Linked DNA regions of Homo sapiens: region 2 is linked to region 1. A link is a loop called in an ENCODE intact Hi-C map of the cell type or tissue named here. Cell type or tissue: K562. All regions are shown on one strand. Links, peaks and the distances in the headings refer to the core of each region. The heading gives the core; the rest is flanking DNA. Region 1 overlaps AFAP1L2 (actin filament associated protein 1 like 2). Region 2 has its middle 37 kb from the start of ABLIM1.

The links. Peaks named below come from ENCODE experiments on the same cell type or tissue, not always from the same donor. Only the 100,000 strongest peaks of a DNase experiment are listed, where the experiment ranks them.
Region 2: it touches region 1 in a loop (7-fold over the local background); 18 of 110 quality-filtered maps call a loop at or near these places.

Annotation. Positions count from the first base shown.
Region 1 is chr10:114,301,783-114,307,153 of GRCh38, reverse strand. AFAP1L2 (actin filament associated protein 1 like 2) reads left to right here. Exons shown (of 19, transcript NM_001001936.3): 11 at 2,224-2,435; 12 at 4,670-4,815. Among named protein-coding and RNA genes, the nearest start is that of VWA2, 65 kb to the right of the region's middle. RefSeq lists a silencer at 2,136-2,185. In K562, for the core only: a CTCF peak has its summit at 3,037 (motif pointing left); a DNase peak (open chromatin) is centred at 3,043; H3K27me3 peaks cover 325 bases.
Region 2 is chr10:114,692,669-114,698,039 of GRCh38, reverse strand. It overlaps a transcript of ABLIM1 not described here. Among named protein-coding and RNA genes, the nearest start is that of ABLIM1, 37 kb to the right of the region's middle. In K562, for the core only: a CTCF peak has its summit at 3,114 (motif pointing right); a DNase peak (open chromatin) is centred at 3,089.

The sequences.
Region 1 (5,371 bases), core at 68-5,067:
AGCCTTAGCTCATACTCAGGGAAACTGAGGTTAGGAGGAGCGACAAGCCTTTCTTGGGAAATATCTTGGGGTGGGCCTGGTATCTTGATCCCCAAGCGGGTCCCACATTGGGGGTCATCCTTCCAGGGGCCTGAAGGCCATTATTGTCCCATCTCTGGGTTCCCTTCCTGAGTCCCAGTTGAGTTTTCTTGTGTTTTGAGGCTGGCAGGGTGGTGGGGGTGGGCTAGGAGGTGTGTCTTTGCATTCTCCGGCTTCTCCAGCCAGGGTGCCAGGCAGTGGCCTCAGGGGGCATGATGTTTGGCCTGGGAGCTCAGTCCCTGTGAGTCACTGTTTAAGAGATGTGGCTGGGTGATTGCTGGATGTCTACTCAGCAGTGAAGTATGCTTCCTGCGGCTAGGGGAGGGCTGAGAGAGAATACAGCTGCTCTCCTTCCCAGGACTGGGGGTGCTTAATGATCTGAGATCCCACCTCTCATGATCCAAAGTTCTCTGTGGTCCAGAGGATTGTGACGGGTGTGTGTGTCATCTCAGTCCTGGTCTCTAATTCTTCCACTTTGTGTTAATGTGGCTTGGCGATATGCATGATCCCCACTGGGCCAGGCAGGAAGGTAGCTGTGCATTTTCACGCTATTGCCTGGTTCAGCCAGCCAAAGCTCAGGGCAGCTTCCAATCCCTTAGGACAGGGAAGGTGTCTGATGGGTTCTGAAGCTGAGAATCTGGGGGACTCTAAGGAAGCCTAGAGGCAGTGCCAGCATAGGACACACCTAGACACCCATGCCCTCCTGCCCCCGCATCCCCTCCTGCCCCCGCGTCCCCTCCTGCCCCCGCGTCCCCTCCTGGATCTGCGTCCCCTCCTGCAGCCCCGACGCCTCCTGCATCTGCGTCCCCTCCTGCAGCCCCGACCAGTCCTGTACGTGCACCCCCTCCTGCATCTGCATCTCCTCCTGTAGCCCCATCCCCTCCTGCAGCCCCGCTCCCTCCTGCAGCCCCATCCCGTCCTGCAGCCCCGTCCCCTCCTGCACCTGCATCCCTCCAGGCATCTGCATCCCTTCCTGCATCTGCATCTCCTTCTGCAGCCCCGTCGCTTCNTGCATCTGCGCCCCCTTCTGCATCTGTGTCCCCTCCTGCATCTGCGTCCCCTCCTGCATCTGCGTCCCCTCCTGCAGCCCCGACCCCTCCTGTACCTGCACCCCCCCTGCATCTGCATCTCCTCCTGCAGCCCCGTCCCCTCCTGCACCTGTGTCCCCTCCTGCACCCGCGTCCCCTCCTGCCCCTGCGCCCCCTCCTGCACCCGCGTCCCCTCCTGCACCCGCGTCCCCTCCTGGATCTGCCTCCCCTCCTGCAGCCCCGACGCCTCCTGCATCTGCGTCCCCTCCTGCAGCCCCGACCAGTCCTGTACGTGCACCCCCTCCTGCATCTGCATCTCCTCCTGTAGCCCCGTCCCCTCCAGCCCCGCTCCCTCCTGCAGCCCCGTCCCCTCCTGCACCTGCATCCCCTCCTGCATCTGCATCTCCTCCTGCATCTGCATCCCCTCCTGCATCTGCATCTCCTTCTGCAGCCCCGTCGCCTCCTGCATCTGCGCCCCCTCCTGCATCTGTGTCCCCTCCTGCAGCCCCAACCCCTCCTGTACCTGCACCCCCTCCTGCATCTCCTCCTGCAGCCCCGTCCCCTCCTGCATCTGCGTCCCCTCCTGCACCTGCGTCCCCTCCTGCATCTGCGTCCCCTCCTGCATCTGCATCTCCTTCTGCAGCGCCGTCCCCTCCTGCAGCCCCGCTCTCTCCTGCAGCCCCGCTCCCTCCTGCAGCCCAGTCCCCTCCTGCATCCGCGACCCCTCCTGCAGCTCCGTCCCCTCCTGCGTCCGCATCCCCTCCTGCATCCGCGTGCCCTCCCACATCCACGTCTCCTCCCGCAGCCCCGCCCCCTCCTTTATCTGCATGCCCTCCCGCAGCCCCGCCCCCTCCTTCATCTGCGTCCCCTCCTGCAGCCCAGTCCCCTCCTGCAGCCCAGTCCCCTCCTGCATCTGCGTCCCCTCCTGCAGCCCGGTCCCCTCCTGCATCTGCGTCCCCTCCTGGAGCCCAGTCCCCTCTTGCATCCGCATCCGCTTCCCCTCCCGCAGCCCCGCCCCCTCCTGCATCTGTGTGCCCTCCCGAAGCCCCGCCCCCTCCTGCATCTGCGTCCCCTCCTGCAGCCCTGTCCCCTCCTGCATCTGCACTTCCTCCTGCAGGTTACCTGAACGTGCTGGTGAACAGCCAGTGGAAGTCTCGCTGGTGCTCTGTCAGGGACAATCACCTGCACTTCTACCAGGACCGGAACCGGAGCAAGGTGGCCCAGCAACCCCTCAGCCTGGTGGGCTGCGAGGTGGTCCCAGACCCCAGCCCCGACCACCTCTACTCCTTCCGCATCCTCCACAAGGGCGAGGAGCTGGCCAAGCTTGAGGTACCGCCGGCCTGCAGGGGGAGCAGGGCCAGCCAGGGTGTGGCGGTGGTGGCTGTTTGCTGCCAGTCTCCAGGACTGTAATGCTACTAAGGGAGAATCAATGTCCCCGCGTGTTATTTTTACTTCGTTTGCCTGAGATTGTTTGCATTTTTAAAAATTTCCATTCCTTTTCTGACCTCAGAGTAGTTGCGTTATAAGAGTGGAACCATGCGCTACTTCCTGCACTTAGGGCAGAAGGAGTATTTTTAGTTCTCTGAGCTACTGGAAAAGCTGCTGGGGATTCAAAGTGGGTGTTGTTTTGTTTGGGTATCACCAGCTGGGAGAGCCTCTAGGCCCAGTACGTAAAAACCACACTGTTAGAGCTTATCTGGGGGAAAAAATTCGCTTTGTGATACAATTACATTCCTCTCGCTCCCCATCCTCCCTTTGATGTGATGTTACGTTTACAAAAATAAGAAGTGACATAACGCTTTGCAAGCTGCGGCAGGCGGAGACCGAGTCCCTTCCACGCATGGAAGCACACACTTGCCCGTGAATGTCCGTTCACTTAGTCTTTGATGTGGAGGTCCTCATCCAAACTTTGCTCCAATCCTGCCCTCTGGTGGCTGAAAGACCCACATCGCAATTGCTTCCCAGGGTCCAGCTTGTAGCTTATATTCATCCATTCAGAGGTTCCCCATCAACAGACATCTTCTCAGCACAGGAATATGGTGGACAAGAGCAATATGGACTCCGTCCTTGTGGCACTTACATCCTAGTTTGGGAGTGTGATGTTATTCAGCAAATTACCCAGCCAATCGCTGGGCTACAATGGCTGGAAAGAAGTGGGGAGGGTGCTATAGACTTGTACTGGGGTCTGGGTGACAGGCTGGAGCGGGAGGGACAGGGCTTGATCCTAGGAGCAACGGAGCCCTGATGGCTTTCAGGGGAGGGCGGCAAGCTCAGATCGGGGTTTTGAGATGCTTCCTCCAGCTACTGGGGTGGGAGTGGATCGGAGGGGGCAAGAAGGGACCTGCTAGGAAGCTGTCGCAGCTGTCCAGGGCAGAGACGCAGCCTGGACTAGGGGAGGCCCATGAAAAGCTGTATTTAGAATCCAGTTGAAACTAAGTGGGGGCCGGGCATGATGGCCCACGCCTGTAACCCCAGCACTTTGGGAGGCTGAGGCAGGTGGATCACCCGAGGTCAGGAGTTTGAAACCAGCCTGGCCAACATGGTGAAACCCTGTCTCTACTAAAATACAAAAATTAGCTGGGTGTGGTGGTGGGCGCCTGTAGTCCCAGCTACTTGGGAGGCTGACACAGGAGAATTGCTTGAAGCCGGGAGGCAGAGGCTACAGTGAGCCAAGATCCCACCGCTGCACTCCAGCCTGGGCGACAGAACAAGATTCTGTCTTTAAAATAAAAAAAAACTGGGAAAAGGAAACCAACTAAATGTCAAATTCTGCTCATCACGGCCTCTTTGATGAAGAGAATGTAGCAGCAAACGTGATGGAGCTATGGGTTATACCAAAGGGGGCTGATTTTCCTCATCAAAATAAACCTATAGCTTTGATTAAATGGGCAGTTTTTTCTCATTATAAAGGTAAGAAACAGTGTGGACATTTTAATTGAGGTACCCAATGGATGCATTTGATTAGAATGCATTGTCCCCTGGAAAAAAAAATACCAAATTCACTGGGATTTTGATGATGATTTAGCAGCTGAGCTAGTGTAAGGTATTTAAAAGATGTCCCGACTTTACTGAAGCCATGAACAAAATAAATTTGAATGTTGTTATTTCTTGGGGATCCAGGAAGTCTTGTTGTATATGGGATTGGGGGAATGACATGCATTGTTCATAAAATACAAGTGTCAACTTAAAAGACATACAATTTTTTAATCATTTTAAAAACTATTAATTAACAGGTGGTCACTAACAGTTTTTAATAGTGACCACCTGGTGATAAGTTTTCACCTCCTAGAAACACAATGTATATACATCTCATATGGCCCTTGGGACAAAAGTCCACAGCATTATTGAGGTGGCATCAAGATGTCACTGACGACAGGAAATATTATCTGGGGCCACTGGGGGGTGGGATAGGCTGGTGAACAGGAGAAGCACAGCCCCGGGCTGTTACAGAGGCTTTCGTGGGCAGGCTCAGGGGTAGGGGTACGGTCATGGCCTGGTGGGGAGGGGCTGGCACCAGGCAGCACTGCCTGGCCCTGCTTATGTCTCTCTTGGCCTCGTTCCAGGCCAAGTCTTCCGAGGAAATGGGCCACTGGCTGGGTCTCCTGCTCTCTGAGTCAGGCTCCAAGACAGACCCAGAAGAGTTCACCTACGACTATGTGGATGCCGATAGGGTCTCCTGTATTGTGAGTGCGGCCAAAAACTCTCTCTTGTGAGTAATTTGGACCCTTCCTCCGTACACTCTCTTATTCCTGGCCATGCTGTAGGCCCTGGGTCAGCCAGAGTCAGGGGCAGCAGGGAGCACAGGGTCCCACCCCACTCTGCCCAGCAGCAGGAAAATGTGAAGCCAAGGAGTAGCCCTCAGGGAGGCCCGGCCAAGAGCCAGGAGCTGAGCTAAGAGCAAGGAGCCGAGCCAGGCTTCGGGCCCCGGGGGCAGCTTTGGCATCCTCAGAGGCAGTTAGACTCTCCAGCTCCTCCAGGCAGAGCTGTCACCTTTCCTGACCTCCTACTTGTCCTTCTGGTGAATCCCTCACTGGGTCTCCAGCACACCCTGGAGAAAAGCAGGTCAGGGGGTGGTGCTTCTGTTTCCAGATGAGCAAACTAGGGCTGAGGGAGAGGGCGTTCTCTGGTCAGGGTGGTAGAGCCAGTCTCGTGGAAGCCGGCTGAGCCACTGAAACAGAATCAGTTTTCTCATGGACCAAACGGGGATAGTGTCTGGCCTGCGCCACCCCAAGTGTATTGTGAAGATGAAATGAGAAGGGGTTTTT
Region 2 (5,371 bases), core at 117-5,116, 390 kb before region 1:
GATTAATACAGAGATTTCTATGTGGGGGATTAATGTTTCCTCCTGTCTTTTTGCTGGTGTAATTTTCCTCTATAGTTGTATTAGTTTGCAACCACAAGAGATCTCTAAAATGTAATCTTCAGTATATTCAATAATATATTGATTTAAAATCATTACTTTAAAGCACTTATTTATCACATACCAAATGAAATGGCAAAATGATCTTTTAAAACCCTAAGGAAGATGATATAATTTTATATTAATATGAGAAGGTTTTGAGAACCAAGCTTAAAACTTGATGATATGAGGAATAGCTGGATTACTAAAATTGAAAATTAGGGCTATCTAAGTTAATGGATTTATTGATGGGCATAGGTTTTCTTTTTAACAGCAAATATCACTCTTGTTCTGTTTCTATTGTGTCATGATTTGGATACCTATAAACCCCAAATACCTAATTTGTTTTTAGAAGCCATTGGCACACACCCTGTGTGAAGTGAGCACCTCCTGACAGGTTCACGCTGTGCAGGTTTTCCTCCCTCCTACTCGCTGGCATTTACGGTGCCACTGCCCCGGGCTGAGTGGGCTGGCCCGGAGGCTGGCTCTGGTCCCCAGCCCCTACTGCTGGGCAGATCAGCTGCTTCGAAAACCGCGTGCCAGCTCCTGAGGGCTGATCACCACTTGCCCCAGGGCAGGAGAAGCCTTGCAGGCTGCCAGATCTGAGTTCTTTAGTTTGTACTTTTGAGTAACTGGTTGTGTCTCTGACTCAGACTGTTTTATGAGTGCCACTTAAATTCTCAAAAAACCAGAGTGGCCTTACTTAAGCTGTGATGAGCGGAGTGTGGGAAGGAAGGTGGGTTGGGTTGGTGGACAGTGAGGCTGAGAATTGTTTTTCTCTGATCCCATGGAGCAGAAATGAGAAGGGAAGGGGCGTGTTTTGTGTCTGACCTGGAATTTTGTTCTCTTCCTTCCTCCCCCAGAGTGCCCTGAGTCATGAGGCCGAGAGATTCAGATTACTGTGAATTCTAGTTCTTATTGAACCCAGAATGGACCAGAAGGCCTCAGCATAGCCCTAGGACTTAGTGATCCATTCAGCATCTGTTATGAGTTGAATTATGTCTCCTCCAAATTTCTATGTTGCAGCCCTAACTCCCAGTATCTCAGGATGTGCCTATATTTGGAGACAGGCTCTATAAAGAGGTAATGTAGTTAAAATAGCCTAATCCAGTATGAATGGTATATTAGTTCATTTTCACACTGCTGATAAAGACATACCCGAGACTGGGTAATTTATAAAGGAAAAGAGGTTTAATGGACTCACAGTTCCATGTGACTGGGGAGGCCTCACAATCATGGCAGAAGGTGAAAGGCATGTCTTACATGGTGGCAGGCAAGAGAGAATGAGAGCCAAGCAAAAGGAGAAACCCCTTATAAAACCATCAGATCCCATGAGACTTATTCACTACCATGAGAACAGTATGGGGGAAACTGCCCCATGATTCAATTATTTCCCACTGTGTCCCTCCCACAACACATGAGAATTATGGGAGCTACAATTCAAGATGAGATTTGGGTGGGAACACAGCCAAACCATATCAAATGGTGTCCTTATAAGAAGAGGAAATCTGGGCACAGAGACAGAGAGACCAGACACATCTGTGCAATGAAGCTCATCCATGTGAGGTCACAGCAAGAGGGCTGTCATCTGCAAGCAAGAAGAGAGGGCTTAGAAGAAACAAAACCTGCCATCATTTTGGTCTTGGACTTCTATAGCCTGTGGTATTTTGTTGTTGTCATCTTAGCAACTAATATAGCATTTTTAGCCAAGAAATCCTGCTTTGTTCCCTGCTGCCCTCTCCAGGGATGGAGGAGGGAGGCATTCCCTGGGTGGAGCCTGGGCAAGGAGCCCTCATCACTGGATCCTAAAACCTGTGTCTCTGATTTTCCATAGACACTGGGGCTATCAAGGAAAGATTTTTGACTCATCTTGCCAAGTTCTAAACTATTTGGATATCAAACTTGGGTAAAGACCTAGTGAGGAAATCAGGGAGGCTGTAGTTAGGAGAATTTCACAGGCATGCAGAAGTAATGTCATGTAGGATGCTAGCTGAGATGTGTGGATAAGCATCAGTTGCCACATTGATGGGGCGATGGCAATAAGAGTCTGGAAACTCTGTTTTCCCAAAGAAACTGACATCCTCATAATCTCTTACGATCAGAGATCAAAATTTGAGGTGCCTTGGTTTGGTTGTACAAAGCTTCATACATGGAAATCCTTCTTTCTGTTGGATGTGTTTTATTTCCAACAGAAATAAAATGCCATGGCATTGTCTCCAATGCCATTGCATTATCATTGCCATTTCTAGCAGCAGAATTCTTTAATTTGAAAAAGTTGTTGAATTGTAATGGACCCAGTTCTAACCTAAGTTTCAGGTCAGTGACTTTGTATAATTCATTGGCTCTCTGTGTCTCAGTTTTCCTTATCTGAAAAGGGGGATAATTATTGCTGCTCCCCAGTGCACAGATACATTATTTTGATGTTGTGGGAGTGGGGTTTGAATTTGTAGAAAGAGAATGGATTTCAAAAAGGCCTTCTTTCCCCCATTTAATTTGGTCTTGAGAAAATGATGTAGCCTCTCTGAGCCTCAGTTCTCTCCTCTATAAAATGGGGATAGTAATGGTTACTCCAGTGGGGGGTGTGAGTATTAAATGAGAACATATGGAGAGCACCTTATGTTGATTCCTGCATGTTTTAAGGGCTCTATAAATGTTAGCACTTGATGATGATATTTTAAAATTATTGAAATTACTAACAAAAGGTGAGTTAGTTGCTTTAGATACTTAAGTATTATGCTGTCCCTTAAAGGGGCATCTGCTTAACAGATGGTTAGTTGACCATTTAGCTAATGGAAAGCAGTGTAAGATTTAGGATAATGTATGGAGATGTAACTAGAGAATGAGGTCTTGTTCCTTTGACCTACATGCTAAACTCTCAGTACATACCATCAAGCAGGCTTCCTCTAACTGTAACATGCACATAAATTCCCCGGAAATCTTGTTGAAATGCGAATTCTGATTCAGTACCTGGAGAGTCCGGGTTGGGTGCTGACATTCTGCATTTCTAAGAAGTTCCCAGGTGAGGGCGCTGCTGCGGCTCAATGTCCGGGTTTTGAGCGGCGAGGTCCCAGAGAAGATGGTAGAGCTAGCTATGATCCCAATCTGTAAGTTCCACTTTTTATCAACCAATTATTATTGTCTATCAACTTACATTAAGCTTCAGAAACATTTCATTTTGACTTTTCATGTCAAATTCCCCAGCTCTTGCTACTTTCCTGCCCCTGGCCTCTCTATTTAGTACTTAATGTCTTTTTTTTTCTTGTTTAAAGAATAATAACAATAATGACTAATATTTGTCAGGAATCAGGAACTGTTTCCTTAAATTTTCACAACATCCCATGAGGTAGGTATCATAATTATCCCCATCTTACAGGTGAGAATATGGAGATACGTATAGATAAAATAACTTGCTAAATCACCCAACTAGTGAGTGGTAAACCAGGACTATTTTAAGAGTTTATTTAAAGGAGCCCTTTTGTAAATGAGAATCCCCAGGGATAGCTGGCATAGTGCACCCCCCTTACCAGTTTTTGTTATGCCCCTTTAGGTTTTTGTCACATTTTAGAAAATGTAGAGCCTCCCTTCCAGGAGCCAGCAACTGTGGCATTCATCCAGAATGCAACCCCAAGTGACTGCAGAGTCTAGGAAGTCCGTGATGTTTTCTCAGAGTGGCACCCGGGCCAGAACCCACACAGCTCAGCTGTGGTTTGCTACCTTATGAGTGAAGGCTGTAAGAATGAAGGTCACAGCCAGCAGACAGATCCTGTAGGGTGTGTTCACATCCTTTCCACCTGCTTCTTTCACAATTTGAGTATAAATTCAATTTTTATCAACCGAATATTATTTTCTATTGATTTACTTCTGGAGTACTGACTTCTGAAAACTTCAGAATATTTTTATTTTTCATCTTACATAGGCAGGGCTTTTGCTACTATTCTGCCTGTGGCCTCTGTGTCTAGTACTTTAAAAATGATTAAAATAGACTGGGCATGGTGGCTGATGCCTGTAATCCCAGCACTTTGGGAGGGCAAGGCGGGAGGATGGCTTGAGGCCAGGAGCTCGAGACCAGCCTGAGCAACACAGCAATAACCCAATCTCTACAAAAAAAAAAAAAAAAGTTTTTTTAAAATCAGCCAGGCATGGTAGCATGTGCCTGTGTCCTAGCTGTTTGGGAGGCTGAGGTGGGAGGATCACTTGAGCCTGGGAGTTCAAGGTTACAGTGAGCTATGATCATGCAACTGCACTCCAGCCTGAGTGACAGAGCAAGACCCTGTTTCTGAAAGAAAAAAAAAAAGAAATAAAAAGAAAGAAAGAAAAAACGCTTAAAATTATATCAGCAACAACACCCTACCTGCAAGCCTGCGCTTATATGGCTGTGCGCTGTGCGAGGAAGAGCTGCAGGGGATAGACCTGAACCCTATGATGGATGACAGGGACACGTCCTGTAGGGGCAATGTACTTGGCGATCTGGAGAGAGTGCACGCATGAGAGCATGTTGCTCAGAGCCTGTGGCTGGTCCACTCCTGCCTTGGCTACTCATTCTCTCACTTGCTGTAGTCACTTACACTCACAGGCCTTCATTTTCCTCCTTTTTAAAATGAAAGGATTGGGTAGGTTGGGGATTTTTCAACATGTGTGTTTATTTTTAGCTATGGAACCCTTTCTTCAGATGAAGGCTCACCTGGAAGCCCAGAAAATAAAGCATAAGAGCTGAATTTTCTTTGGTGGAAGTCGGACCCAGAACCAACTCTCTGCCTTCCCCGCGCTGCATCCCTCACCGATCCCAACACAGCCTCCTTCTTCTGTTAGCTAGAAAACAGCTGGCCTAGATAATAGGAAGCCTCCCTTTAGCCTCCACACTGTGCCTGTGCACTCAAAGGAATAAAACATGGGGTTTCAGAAAGCCAGTGTTAGGGAGGAGTATTTGCTAAAGGCAGTTTTGTTTCTAACTCCAGTGGCTGGTTATTATAAACCCTAAAATGATTCAGCAAGGTGTCCTTGGTGTTGACTTATTTATTTTGCAAGGTTTAAATGCATTTTTTTTGTGTGTGTGTGAGATGGAGTCTTGCTCTGTTGCCCAGGCAGGAATGCAGTGGCACCACCTCAGCTCACTGCAATCTCTGTCTCCCGGGTTCAAGCAATTCTCCTGCCTCAGCCTCCTGAATAGCTGGGACTACAGGTACCCGCCACCACGCCCGGCTAATTTTTTTATTTTTAGTAGAGACGAGGTTTCACCATATTGGCCAGGCTGGTCTCAAACTCTTGACCTTGTGAT